2 separate regions of the Homo sapiens genome follow, and region 1 is linked to region 2. The links are chromatin contacts, found by Hi-C in ENCODE. All regions are on one chromosome and are shown on one strand. Each heading gives the region's core, a stretch centred on a gene start or an enhancer-like site at or near the end of the contact. The rest is flanking DNA. Distances are from core to core; before and after follow the strand shown. Region 1 overlaps INPP4B (inositol polyphosphate-4-phosphatase type II B). Region 2 has its middle 18 kb from the start of LINC02432.

The links. A loop is a pair of places that touch in the nucleus more often than their neighbours do. Pooled maps may share reads with other maps.
Region 1: a map of endothelial cell of umbilical vein shows a loop between it and region 2 (2.9-fold over the local background). The contact joins two enhancer-like sites. A Hi-C loop is called at or near these places in 1 of 168 maps with a recorded cell type or tissue (endothelial cell of umbilical vein), 1 of 37 single-sample maps with no recorded cell type and 5 of 50 pooled maps.

What each region holds. Positions count from the first base shown.
Region 1 is chr4:142,718,502-142,725,752 of GRCh38, reverse strand. All of the region lies in intron 2 of INPP4B (inositol polyphosphate-4-phosphatase type II B), which reads left to right. Among named protein-coding and RNA genes, the nearest start is that of INPP4B, 120 kb to the left of the region's middle. Within about 2 kb of position 5,717, at least 4 of the 41 ENCODE cell types and tissues checked have a DNase peak (open chromatin) inside an H3K27ac peak, as active enhancers do.
Region 2 is chr4:141,346,665-141,354,066 of GRCh38, reverse strand. No RefSeq gene overlaps it. Among named protein-coding and RNA genes, the nearest start is that of LINC02432, 18 kb to the right of the region's middle. Within about 2 kb of position 5,699, at least 4 of the 41 ENCODE cell types and tissues checked have a DNase peak (open chromatin) inside an H3K27ac peak, as active enhancers do.

The sequences.
Region 1 (7,251 bases), core at 4,468-6,967, 1.4 Mb before region 2:
ATTGAATTACCCATCAAAAAAGTAAATTATTATCTGAAAAGCCAAGGGAAGGCCTTACGATGATCATCAGATTGATAAAGTGAACAGTACATTTTTAGATATATAATAGCTTTTCAAAACATTGTGGGTAATGGTTAATTTTCTGATACCATTTTGAAGTTTATGTTAATATATAAATAGGATCTTGAGTACAGGATTGCAGTCTCTTTGGAAATAAATCCAATTGGTTTATCATATTTACAAATGATAGGTAATAACAGCATTAGACCCTTGTTAGGGTACAATGATAAGATTCTTTGTGACTTTATTTGGCGTTAGTCAGATGACTTTATGTATTTTTTTGAATATACAAAAAAAATTTCAATATGAATTTCTAGAAAATGTCATCAAGCTTTATGAAGACACCCTCATGCAAAATACATATTTTCTTTGGAAAGATTGAATTATATCATGCAGTTGTTGAATAGCGTGCCTGATTATACTTAACAGATGCATATTTAGTTGCTAAATTTTCAAATCACTATGTGAATTATTTACATATGTTGTTCTAAGAATATGAAAACTCATGCAAATATTCTAATGACATACGCATGTACACAAAGTGTGAGTATGGCTGCAGATAAACAATGTGTGTATGTTTTATGAATAAAGCTACTATCTCAAAAGAGATTTTTGCAGAAAAGTTTCAGACAGTTTAGAATTTTGAAGGGAACTGAGACATCCATTGAGTCCTGTCTACTTATTTAGCTATGAAGATGTGATGACACTGTATGTTCATGAACATATATAGTATATTAATGAAATGTATTATATATTTTTATATTAACTAGAATTGATTGGGTTTTATTTTTGACAAATTACTGAATTTCTAAAAATAAATGAGTACTGAAATACAGGTAGCATTTAAATGTAATGGATATCAGCAGAAAGCTTATTTCTGAACTTTGATTTGCAGTTGAGCAAAAATAAATTGTTAAATTTGAATTACAAATGTGATATATTTCTACATATTTCTGGCTTCTAGGTAATTCTTCAAAACAGGTATAAACCCCTTGAGAAAATAGCTTCTTTTCCTAAGGGTAGTCACCCTATCCAAGTTTTATCTATACTGAAATGTTAATTCAAATTAAAATGTTCTTAAATGGTTAATGAAGTTAATTGAGGGTTGTCTTTTACATAGAACTATTAGCTTTGACTCTCCAAATAGGGACATTATAAAGAGAACAAATTCCTAGACAATATGTGGAAGAGGTTGAAGCTGAGCTGTGTGATGTAGGCATAGGGAGATAAATGCTAGAAAAGTGCTTGTTGAAGGCAACTCAATGGAAGATGGCACAGTAAAGAGAGAAAGAGAAATATCCTGAATGAGATGAAGCCAATGAGGAAGGTCAGGGATCCATGTGCTTTAGAATATAAATAAAGCATGCAGGGAGCACAGACTCTCCAGGTTGCATTTATGTGAATTTTTCTTTTCTCAGAGATATGTATATACTAATATACTCATTTTTAGGCTTTTATTTTATTTATGTAAGCTATGTATAAGCTTATTTTGAAGTGAAGGTAACAAAGGAAGACTTAGGGTGAGGGAAAGTAATTCCCATTCATGGGATAGAATTTTCAGCATCAGTATACCCAGAGTAACAAAATTTGTTTTTTTTCTATTATGTAAATAAAGGAATCAAGGAATCATTCTGTGTATTGCCAAAATTTGGCATGATACAACTCCCAAGGTGATTATGATCCAAGATATGTATGTTGCTGTGGAGGTTGGAAGTGAGATATTGAGGAATAGCTAGGGATGGGAGAACTATGGCCAGGAGAAATGACGTTTATGTCATTATCTTTCTGGGCTGGTCCTATAGATTTGTTGAACTGGGGGTGTTTGCAATCTCGTAAAATTCCTATTAATAAGGTAATACACACTAACATATTAACATTCTGCCTATTATCTCAGATGGAATATGTGCATTTAAATTTCAATGTTTAAATAGTGGAAGTTTAAGACATACTAGTGAAGGTGTTATTTTTAAACAAATGGAACCATTCAGCTTTTCTTAGTATACATGATGACTAACACATTCATTTTGTGTAGGATTAATTCTGGCAATGGGCTCAGCATGCAATCTGTTGGATTAACCGACACTTTTATGTGTGCAGATACCTGTGAGTTCTACATTTGACTCTTTTAAAAAGGGCATTTAAACAACTTTTCAGGTAGCGTTTTAATGTGAAGTTATTGGTTATAAGTTATAGTTACAATTTTCTTAATTTTGTCATCCAAAGATGGAGGGAACTTCAATTAGTCAGGTTAAAATATCTTTCAATATACCTGGTAGGTATACCATGGTAGGATTACATGTAAAAATACAGACCGTGATTCTGTTCAATTTTTACATAGGTTTACATGTCCTGGAAATAGATCAAATTTCAATTAAGAAAATTTCATGACTGTAATTATATTTTTATTATGCAGGAATGTTAAATTTTATTCTCACATATATTGAATTTTTTCTGGAGGAAATTGAAATAGCATATTAAGAATTCAGCAATTCTTTTATGTACTGTAGGTTTACTATATTTAGGCTTTCTGTAAACACAATTTTGTAAATTGAAAAGAAACTGGGTTATAAGGCTACTATACAGGGTTACTTATGTTCAAGGACAGTAAGAAATAAGTTGTAAATATATTGTTTACAGATTGGTTTTATTTTGGTTTATTTGATGTAGGAAATGATACAGATGTGATACATGTTGAGATTTAAAAGGATACAAATCTTGTGATATTTTAAGGGTTTATTACAGATTATATTTTCTATTATTTATCACATACCTACTATAATAACAACTGAAAGTACAGCATCATAACTTGCAGGTTGATTAATAAGTTAGTGACCATGCATTTAAATGAGAGTTAGAAATAGTTTAAGGCTAGTGATGAAAAGTACATGTAAATCTCACAGTGCCGAAATTAGGTTCTATGTCTGATATATACCATACAATGCTTTACAAAAACATATTCATAACATCAGCACAGTATGCTCCCAATGAGTATTTAAACTGCAAATCAGAGAATAAATCATTGAACATTTTTATGGAGAAGTGATTAAAAAGTAATTATTAAAGAAAAATTTACATGAAAAGAAGCTGTTATGGTAGTTTTTAAGAATGTGGCTTTTATGATTTTTTTCATTTGCAAAAAGTTCTTGGTCTTTTTAACTCTTCTGGGTATTAGTTTCTGTGCAATATTTTATCTTTTTGAAACTCTCAGAACTATAAACCACAGCATTGTCTAGAATCAGCTCCTGCTACTGTTCAAGGTCTTCCATCAATTCCCCAGCTATGTTTCTTACCTTATTTATGTCTCTCTTAACACCACATATTCCAAACATTCTTGTCTTTGCTTAGGTTTAAAGCTTGGCTTTGAATGTCTGGTCTGCTTTCTTCTTTATTCCAAAAACTATGTAACCTTAAAACTTCTCTTTAAGATGCTTTCTGAGACCTTCATTATATTACAACTCCCTTTCTCCCTTAGCCAGCCTACACTACATTCACTCACACTTAGTTGTGGTATCCGCCATACTGTCATTGATTTGCATATTCTGGTATATTCTTGTATGTATACATATGTATATGTGTGTGTGTATATATATATAATTTGATATCATATATAAAGGTGCACACACAGACACGGATTTTTTTCTTCAATATAATTGTAAAAAAGATCTTTCTGCCAGCCACGTTTACTTTTCCTTATGAGTAAAGCAGACAAATTTTGAGTGAATGAGCTCCTTGAATCTCCAGGATTTCCATTGAAGGTATATTTAAAAGACTAAAAGATCTCTTTGTAATAAGAAAGTTATAATTTTGCTATGTTTTGTATTAATTAGGACTACCTGGAGAACCTACTATGCTTTTATGACATCTTTTTTTTTAAGACGGAGTCTCTCTCTGTCACCCAGGCCGGAGTGCAGTGGCGCGATCTCGGCTCACTGCAATCTCTGCCTCCCGGGTTCAAGCAATTCTCCTGCCTCAGCCTCCCAAGTAGCTGGGACTACAGGCACGCGCTACCACGCCCGGCTAATTTTTGTATTTTTAGTAGAGACGGGGTTTCACTGTGTTAGCCAGGATAGTGTCGATCTCCTGACCTCATGATCCACCCGCCTCGGCCTCCCAAAGTGCTGGGATTACAGGCGTGAGCCACAGCGCCCGGCCTTATGACATCGTTTTAATAAGAATAAAATCTAAATTCCAATCAACTAATTTATAACACCACTGTAGGAACACATTCTCTTCACCAAAGGGAGACAGCTTAATTTTATCACTTACTGGCTTTGTGCCACTCCATACATCATTGCAGAAAAATCTAACCTGCCCTACCCAACAAAAGCATTTTTGTGCAAGAGCATATACTCTGCTCTATAGTGGAGTCTCTCTAGGCTAAGATCCTAAAAGTACTTAAATGCCAGGTATGGAAATGGAGTAGGGTCATGGTTATTTGGAAAGCTGAAAAGAAATTAGGCCTATTGGGTTTGGGGAGAAGCCTTTGGGAATTGGGGCTCTCAGAGAATTGGCAATTCCCAGTAAAAGACTAAAGTCTTTGAGGGAATTGGTTCCTTTAAGGCTTTAGCAGATCTGCTCATTTTTATTTCTGGTTTTGCAGCACTAAGATTACTTTGGAAGGAGAATCACATCATTGAAGACAAAGTGATCTGGGCTACAAATAATTGGTAACATGTCCACTAGATTTTGCAAGTACACGCTTGAACATAAATGTATGTTTGTTCTTCTCTTTCTCTCTCTCTATATATATGATGCTGAAAATCATACACACACACACACACACACACACACACACACACGAGATGCACTCCAGCCTGGGTGACAAAGTAAGACCCTGTCTCAAAAAATAAAAAATAAGAAAACTATATATATATATATATATAGAGAGAGAGAGAGAGAGAGAGAGAGAGAGAGAGAGAGAGAGAGAGAGATTATATATATATGTATATATATATATATATGTATATATATACACATATACAGTTGGCTGTTCATATTAATGGGTTCCACATCCATAGATTCAACCAACTGGGAATCAAAAATATTTGGAAAAAAAAACAGACAATAAAAAATAATACAAATTAAAAGACAATGCAGTAAAACAACTATTTATATAGCGTTTACACTGTAGTAGGTATTATAATCTAGAGATGATATAAAGTGTCTGGGAGGATGTGCATAGGTTATGTGCAAAGACTATGCCGTTTTATATAAGGGACTTGAACATCCGCATATTCTGGTACATTGGGAAAGAGGAAACCTGGAACCATACCCCACTGGGTAATGAGGGATAGCTCTCTATATTTTTAATGAATTTGATGTTTTAAAAAGTATGCCACTAGATGTCAGCAGCAACCTCCTAGGGGTCCTGTGACCTTAATTTGCTAACAATAAAAAATGATACTTCATTAGAACATCTTACCTGAGAATAGTAGGTACTTAATTTGAAAGTTTAAGAACTATTTTTTTTGCCGTACAAAGAGTAGGAGTGCAGGCATAAAATATTTTTGAATTATTTTCTAAACCAGTTTCTGTTCACATGTAACAAGTTATTTTTACTTCCAGTATTCTCTGTATCATTGAGATGACAATGACGAATTATGGGTGAACTTGAGTAATTTGTCAGGAATTGTACCTGATGCCAGAGCTCTAAACTTCTGCTTTGATACTTTATGATTCATTTATGCCATCATTGGATGGGTATTTGTGCTTTGGTTTTGTTTCATTCTGTTTTTGTAACAGCATTTGGTGCTATAGCCCATCAGAAGATTGTGTAGTATTAATTTTTCGGCATCCACATCTGTGCCCTTTTTACTTAGTAAATTCTATCTTTAATTTTTTTCCTTAATAATTTCTAAACTTTCATGGATCTCTGTTCAGTTGTTACAAGGTACTCAACTTTTGGATAGATGCCATAGAGTATTATGAATGTTTGCTCATGAGTTGACAACATCATCTAGAAATAAGAAAAAATGATATTTTCCATGGATTATAGTACATATAATTTTTTAGTTTTTAAGAATTAGTAAAAGTATCTCATTTTTTTCAGAAATTAATAAGAAAATTATAGGCTGGGTTCAATGGGTCATGCCTGTAATCCCAGCACTTTGGGAGGCCGAGGCGTGCAGATCACTTGAGGCCAGGAATTTGAGACCAGCCTGGGCAACATCGCGAAACCCCATTTTTACTAAAAATACAAAAATTAGCTGGGCATGTGACGGGCACCTGTAGTCCTAGCTACTCAGGAGGCTGAGGTGGGAGGATCACCTAACCCCCGAGAGGTTGAGGCAGCAGGGAGCCGTGGTCACACCACTACACTCCAGCCTGGGTGGCAAAGTAAGACCCTGTCTCAAAAAATAAAAAATAAGAAAATTGTAGTATTGGCCAATGTTCAATAGATACTAATAATGTTATTTTAAATAATGCCATTAATTTTTTATAAGGTTAGGTTTACATTAGCAGGAGGATTCAATCTAATTTGTTGGATCTTAAGCATGATTTAGAAATCAGTCATAGGTGATTGGGTGTGAGTCAACCAAGTGTGAAGCAGGTTTGTAAGTGATAAAGAGAAAGGAAGAGTTGTTCCCATTTCTCTCCCTTGGAAAAAAATCTGCTTTAAATCCATTCAAGATGTAAAGATAATTATAAAAACATTTGCTTTCCTGAAGCACATTGTACCAAGGAAAATATTAATGTAAATGTTACATCTTTATCATGTTTAAGATTTTTTTAGTTGGTATAGTGAGGTGGGGCTAACTGAGCTAGTTCATAGGCTCAGGGAATATGTACTTTCATACTGAAGTTGTTATATTTGAGGATTATTGGTTTAACTTCATAAGATTAACACTGAGTTTCTTAAATCTTACTGAGTTTTGCATCTCTATTTTAGAACTACCAGTAAAAAGGACTTAACAGGATTTTCCCCAAGACTTTGATTGTTATTCTTTAATTATGTTTACAGGTGATGAGGCAGACATTTGAAATCATGCTACAGTTACTTGGCATATGAACATCAATATGAACATCAAGCTAATGCTGTACCTTTCATTCATGAATAGCACTTGCTCGTGGCCCTGACTACCTATGCCATGAGAAAGTGCTATTCATGAACAGAAGGCACAGCGCTAGCTTAATGTTCAGTTAAGACACTCTTATCATTGAGCCTGATGCGGACGCACAAGTTTGCTTGAT
Region 2 (7,402 bases), core at 4,450-6,949:
TTAGAGGCCCAGCTCAATGTTGTTGAATCTTGAGGTGTAATTGGATGTCCAGATGGGGACACATTAAGAAGCACAGGCTTCAAGGTGAGACAACCATGGCCAATTTTCAGAGCAACTCTGTGGCTACTAAAAGATTAGAGTAGATGGTATGGACATATCTTTTTGTTCAGGGTTGAGAAGGAGTATTGGTAAAGAGGAGGATGCTGGAGTATGAATGATTGAGGCTTGAGGCTTTATTCTAAGGGTAATGTGTGTGGTGCCAGCAAGGCAAAATAAACTTAAGTGAGTCAAAAATAGGAAGTATCTAGACAGAGGCTGAATTTGTCATCCTATTTGGAGCTCAGCAAATCTTCAACAAACATGAACTAGACAAAATATTTTCCCCTTGAGATCTTAGAGTTATAGTGCATTTTCTTCCTTTTTAAACTCTCTGGAGTTGGTGAGACCTTCAAACCAATATTTACAAGGGATCACACTTTACACTTCATAACTTTGCAGGCTAGCAGCAGCAAGGGGAGGCGGCCTTTCCTTTATCCTCCCATTCCAACATAATAACTGATGTAATAGCTCAGGAGTCTTGGAGCTCACAGCTGCATTTTGGTTCACATTTCCTTCTGTCCCAGCTTGATGGTTCAAGCTTCATTCCTCCCTCCTGCCTCCCTGCTTCAAAGCACCCCCCACAAGCTAACTGCAAATGCCTACATTCCCTTTTTTTTTTTTTTTAACAGGAAGTGGGTGGCTGGCTCACCAGAATGTTCATTGTATTACTTCATTCATGAGTTGGAAGTAAAGGCTTCCTCTTATCTCTCACCAGCTTCTAAACAAGATGGCCAAACGCTGTTTAAGGGACCTCTTTCTTCCTCAGGGCTGCTCCCAGCGTTTGCTTCAATGCCTCTCGGTTTATAGCCTCCAAAGGAACTTCTTCATCAGATTTAAGGTATGCTATGTCACTCAGTGAACCAAACGAAAGCAGAATACAACTCACATTGATGTTTATGGTATTTTGTACTTAATGACTCTTAAACTACACTTCCTAAATTACTCTCATAAAAAAACTGAATTTGAAAAGCCGTTTTTCTCAACTGCCACTAATAGGCTTATCTCATTTTGCTCTGTTGCTCAATTGAGCATGACAGATTTAGCCAGTTTTTATCTTTTAAATTTTTTTTCTTTACTCCTGCTTTGCAACATAAATGTTTTGTCATTGTTTTTTTTTTTTTCATCTGAGGGCAAACTAAATTTCCAACTACCTCTGATAGTCTGATTTTTTAAATGTATCCTCCCAGTGTTTTTTGTTCTTTGTACATAGAAGCAGACTATAAGCCTGACAGTGGTTCCAAAGTTTGCAACAGATAGCTGATCTTTGGTTACTTGATCTGCCTTGATCTTCCTTGAACAAGGAAGGGCGATTTGTTCCTTTTTGCCTAAAAATGGGAACTGAATATGCTACTGATGTCAAGCAGTACTAAACCACAGCTAGAACAAGAGCAGTACATGTGTGCATATAAGATAAGGGCTTTGAGAATGCTAATATTTGGTCTATTTTCACTTAATGCCAGGAACATTCTGCAGTTAGGTATTATTCAGAAAGGTAACTCATGTAATAACTTTGCTCTGTGAGTCCTTTTATCTATAAGCCTCAGGCATTGTTCGTTAAGTCATCCAACACCAACAGCACTGACTGGACAAAGAAGCTGGGGCTTATAAGCCAAAGTACTAGTTTTATAAAAGGCTTATCCTAAGTGTACTTGTAAAACATGGTCTTCATTGAAGATCTGGGTTACATTAAAAAAAGAAAAAACAGAAAGGAAATAGAAACATTATTCTCTTAAAAAGACAAAATGGTATTTCAGAAGATGGTGAACGTTGTAGCTGAGAATTGACTCTCAAAACCAATATTCTTTAAATTTCAATCACATTTTCAAGTCCCTAAAGATGAGAACAAGCATGGCATGATGAAACACAAGACACAGACTACCCAGGGAGCTTATTCTTGCAAATCTCATAATGTAATGCATTCATTTCTTCATTTTCAAGACATTAACTGAGCAACTATCACATTTTAGGCAGTAAGCACAATGCTAAATGCTGAGGCTACTGGCATAGATGAGGCAAGATTTATATGCTCTTGGACTCACAGCCAAGTAGAGGAGATAGTCAAAAATAATTACGAGATTCAAAATGTCAACAAATGTAAATCATATATTAGTTCATTCTAGTGCTCTTTAACTTATTTAATAGTTTATTCATTCATTCAACATGTATGGAATCTGTGTTCCAAGCACTGTTCTTAAACATGAGAACATGAAGATGCATAAAAGCCTTAATCTTAAGGAGTTATCTTACAGTGAGAAACATGCCATTAACAAACATTACAGTGCAGAAACATTACAGTGCAGCATAAGATGTGCTATTAACAGTGATAGTCAGCCGAGCACGGTGGCTCACGCCTGTAATCCCAGCACTTTGGGAGGCTGAGGCGGGTGGATCACCTGAGGTCAGGAGTTCGAGACCAGGCTGGCTAACATGGTGAAACCCTGTCTACTAAAAATACAAAAAAATTACCTGCGCGTGGTGACACACGCCTATTCCCAGCTACTTGGGAGGCTGAGGAGAATTGCTTGAACCCAGGAGGCGAAGGTTGCAGTGAGCCGAGATTGTGCCATTGAACTCCAGCCTGGGCAACAGAGTGAGACTCTGTCTCAAAACAAAACAAAACAAACAAACAAACAAAACAGTGATAGTCACAGAAAGTAGAGCAAATGAGTCTGCCTGTGTGAAGTGAAAAGAACAGTAATGGCCATTCTTTTTTTCTGACGGATGGAAAACCCTAACCTGCAAAATAAATATTTTCTGCAGATGAAAAAAGGTGGGGAACTTTTATAGACCTAGCCATTCTTATTTATGAATGTGCTCATTCTCTTCCAACGTTTGGTTTATAACATATTTCAGGACTAAGATGACAATTTGGCCATACCATTCCTAATTTTGATGTTCTAAGATGTCAGTCATGGAACCAGCCAAAGATTGACTATATTTGTATAATAAGTAGATGTCAGGAAGAATGAGCCAGAGAACAGATTCAGGATTGAAATTGAGGTTTTCAATTTTAGAAATGGGATGGGCAAAGAGTTCAGTAACCATGCCTCACTTTTTTAAGGACAATGACACCAAATTACAAAAAGAAATGCATTTTATTTAGCTACTTTTATTATTTTGGGATGGGCAACCTGGTAGGAGAAAAGCCACCTTTTGAGTCTGTCACCTCCACATTAATTTGCTAAGAATATTTAGGGGTAAGGAGGCCCATCCCCTTTACTCACATTCCCTGAATGATGAGTCAAGGAGTAGCTTGTAGTAGTACAGCAGGGGGTGCAAGGGAAAGAAGGCAATTTCCTTTCTTATACAACTTTTCAGTTTATGTGGAATTTTAAATTGCTTAATTTTCAATAGTCTTATTATATAATTGATTTCTTTGTGCCTATTACTAATTATCTCCCTCAGTCTTCCAAGAGAGGTATAATACTTTTTCTGATACAGTGTAACAGGATGTTGTGACATAATAAAAAATATACATTTGGTTTCTGCCTCCTGTTCCTGCCACAGATCTCCTAAATCCCTTGGAATTTCCTGGGTAATAAGAGTGCCTTTATTCTAATAAGGCAACACTTGGCGGACTGCTGGATAACGTCAACATGAGGGCTGTTTTCCAGAAACACCAAGCCATAATTCAAACTGTGAGCTGGAGACTGGGTTAATAATTGGTCATGCCTACATGATGAAACCTCTATAAAAAATCCCTAGAAGGCAGGGCTTGGAGAGCTTCCAGGTTGGTAAATACATCCACAGGACAGGAGGGTGGCACACCCTGGCATCATGGGGACAGAGGCTCCTGTGCTCAGGACCTCGCCTTCACCTGGCTGTTCATCTGCATCTTTCATCATATCCTTTGTTATAAAGCAGTGAACATAAGTGAGTGTTTCCCTGAGTTTTGTGAGCCATCAGGGCAAAATATCAAACCTCAGGAGAAAGTCGTGTAAACCTTCCATTTGTAGCCAAGTTGGACAAATGTTATGGGTAATGTGGATATCCAAGCCATGCCACTGGCATCTGAAGTGGAGGGGTTGGGGTGGGGGCCCAGTCTTGTGGGACTGAGCCTTCAACCTATGGGGTCTGCACTAACTGCAAGGTAGATAGTACCGTAACTGAATTGTAGGACACATAAGTGGCATCCAGAGAGAACTGATTGCTGTGGGAAAAATATATCCCACACATTTGGTGTCAGAAGTGAAGTGTTGAGAGTAGAGGAAACAGTGAGTTTTTCCTCATTAACATTAAATTGGAATTTTCAGCTTTCACCACAATATATAATATATGAAATTCCAAAGAGAATTGTCAAACCAAAATGTAGATTTTCAAAGGAGCTATCAGAGAACCAGTTGGGCAGTTCCAAACCCACTGAAGAATACAAAAGGGTCCAAATATTGGAGATGAGAACAATTTGTTAAGAGGGGTGTGTGTTTACATGTGTTGCTAGACTGAGTTTCACCTTCTCCAAGGGGAGCAATGGAGTGCTATCTTTTGCAAAAAGGGCTTCACTTGGCCAATTTGGAGAGTTTGAGATAAGTCTCCTGGAGCTTGAGAGAGGGTAAGACTGGCATCTGACAGGCTTACTGGAGCAGGAGGGGCAACTGGTGAGCTCTTTGGGCAGTAAAGTATTTCTGGTGGAGGAGATGAGGACCTCAGGAGAGAGCTAGCTGGGGGCCACCTTTAGCTCTGTCCAAGAAGGACTTTCTGGAAGTGTAATGAGCCTCTAACCAAAATAGAGAGTGGATAGTGGTTCCCTAAACCCAGGGGCTGAGCACTGGGCTAGAGAGCTGCAGTTGTTGCAGCCAGATGAGCCCCACAGGGGGTGACCCTGCAGAGCCACCAAAGCAACCCAAAGAGGGAAAATCACCTGCAGACATCTGCCCATCTTACAGTATCAGAGCTAGCATAAACTTCCCTGCATCCTTTGCCTTTCTAGTCTCTGACTCCATTCCCATGGCAACAGCAATGACAACTTATAAGTAGCATATAAGTGGGCAAGAGGATAGAAAAATTACCTGCCCCTCTTCCACGGGAAGCAGCTGGTCCACTTCAGGTGAGCCATTGAGATGGGATATTAAACCAAATGCAGTTTTATTTATGGTCTGGAATTGGATAGTCTATTTGACATATTGAGAGTATATCTAAGATTGAAGCCTCAAATTCAAGGGCCCAAATTTTCAGTCTTTCTCTTTTCACTTTCATTTCTGCTTTCAAAATAGCCAAGTCTTTCTTAAGCTCATCCCTTTTTAGTAAGACTTTGCTGGAAACACAAGGTAAAGCCCATGACTGACTTTCCAAACCCTTTCCCAAGCCATAGGCTGACTAGAAACATGGTTTGCCTTCCAGGTCTCCAGAGGACAGTTTTGCTAGATGTGCTGTGATGGCAGGACAATAGAAGTATACTTTTTTACCACCTGACATGCCTGTTCTTGATTCACAGTTGACTATGCTGCAAGCGCCAAGCAGTGACTTAGAAACCCAGTCTCTTTCCACCTTAGGGTTCCACCATCATTAACATACAGCTTTTGGAGCCACTAGGTTCATTTCTGCATGAATCTGATAGGAGAAAAAACAAGAAGCCTCTTGTATCAAGATTTGTTATGAGCCATGGCCCTGAAGTGCCATGTCATTTCCTCTTACATGTGCATTGTCCAGAACTCAGTTACGTGGTCATGCAAAACTGCAAGAGAAGCTGGGAAACACTATGTTTGTGCAACAGAAGAAAAAGAAACAGGCTTGGTAAACAGCTAGTCTGTTTCTGCCTCCAGGGCTCTATAGCTTCTAGGAGTGAGCTCATTGGCTATGTAGACTTCTAGAAAATTTATTCATAAGAAAAATAGTAAAAAAAAAATCCCACCACTGAAAAATTATAAAGGGACGATGCAAGACAAAAATAGTATTTTGATTATCTTTGATTTGTTGGAAGTATAATTTTCAGCGATCAAATGTGCAGCACTGGGTAGTATCAGTTCTGTTTAGTTTGGAAACATACTACTTGAAGTTCTCTGGGCTAATTTTTCTGACCTGAACTGACTGTTCTCAGATTCATTACACAATTGTCATCCTGGGACTTCCCTGCACCATCGTTTAGATAGTCCCTTTATCCCTCTCCTGTCATGTAGCATCTTTTACTTGGATGCAGAGGCTTCCTCTTTTTGTTGGTCCTCTTTCTGATGAAGTACATAATAGTGTTCTGAGAAATATGAACAGAATGCACATTTTTTGAGATCCCACATATTGGAAAATATCATTCTACATTCACAGTTGATTGATAGCTTGGCTGAGCTTGTAATTCTGGGTTGTAATTCATTTCTCCTTACAAGTTTGAAGGGACTTCTCCATTGTTTGAGTACCATCTTTTGAATGTGACCTGTTATTTCTACCTGGCTACTTTTAGGGTTGTCTTTTTATCCTCACGGTTCTGAAATTTCATGTTGTTATGTGTTGATGCAGATTTTCTATCATTCATTTTTGGGCACTCAGATGGCTGTCAACCTAGAAATTCAAAGCTTTCAATACTCACAAGTTTTCCTACATTATTTCTTGAAGATTTTTTCCCCTCTCTCTCTGATTTTTATTCTCTTTCTTGAAAACATAATAGTTAAACATTTTGACCCTGATTTGGTCGACTGATTTTTTTAAAATATTTTCTTTCTTATCTGCTATGTCTTTCTCTTTTTGTTCTAATTTTCTGGAAGAGTCTTCACTTTATCTTTTGTATTTCTATTAAATTTTTTTACTTCTGCTGAAAATATTTTTCTTATGAATTTCTTATTCTTTTATTTTTATAGCTCCCTGTTATTGCTTCAGAAGTAAAATATATTTCCCGCATTCCCTAGGATATTTATCTTATCATTTTTTTCTTCTGTTCCTACACTGTCTTTACTTCCTCTGAGTTCCTTTCATCTTGCTCTTGGCTCTGACTTTCAAATGAGATGCTTTCTTCACATGTCTAGTGGTCCCTGTCTACCTATTCAAATTTATAACCAATCAGTAGCTCTGTCTGGGTGGCAGAACATTTGAATTGGTGGGCCTCATTGTAGGGTGATTAAAACCCAGAAATCTCAGAGTATGTAGATCTTTTCCCTTTAGCCAATCAACTACTCCATAGAGAAATCCCCTAATATACTGCCCATTGGACCTAAGCCACACCTACTCACTTTCTGTATGTTAAGAGGGAGAAAGGCTAAGGTTTATCAATGCACATTATTTAGATGTTTACTTAAGTCCCCTTTTATCAATATCACATCTTAGCTTTCATTCTACTGTTCATTCAAGATTCTTTCAAGACCAGCTTGAATGAATATGCTTT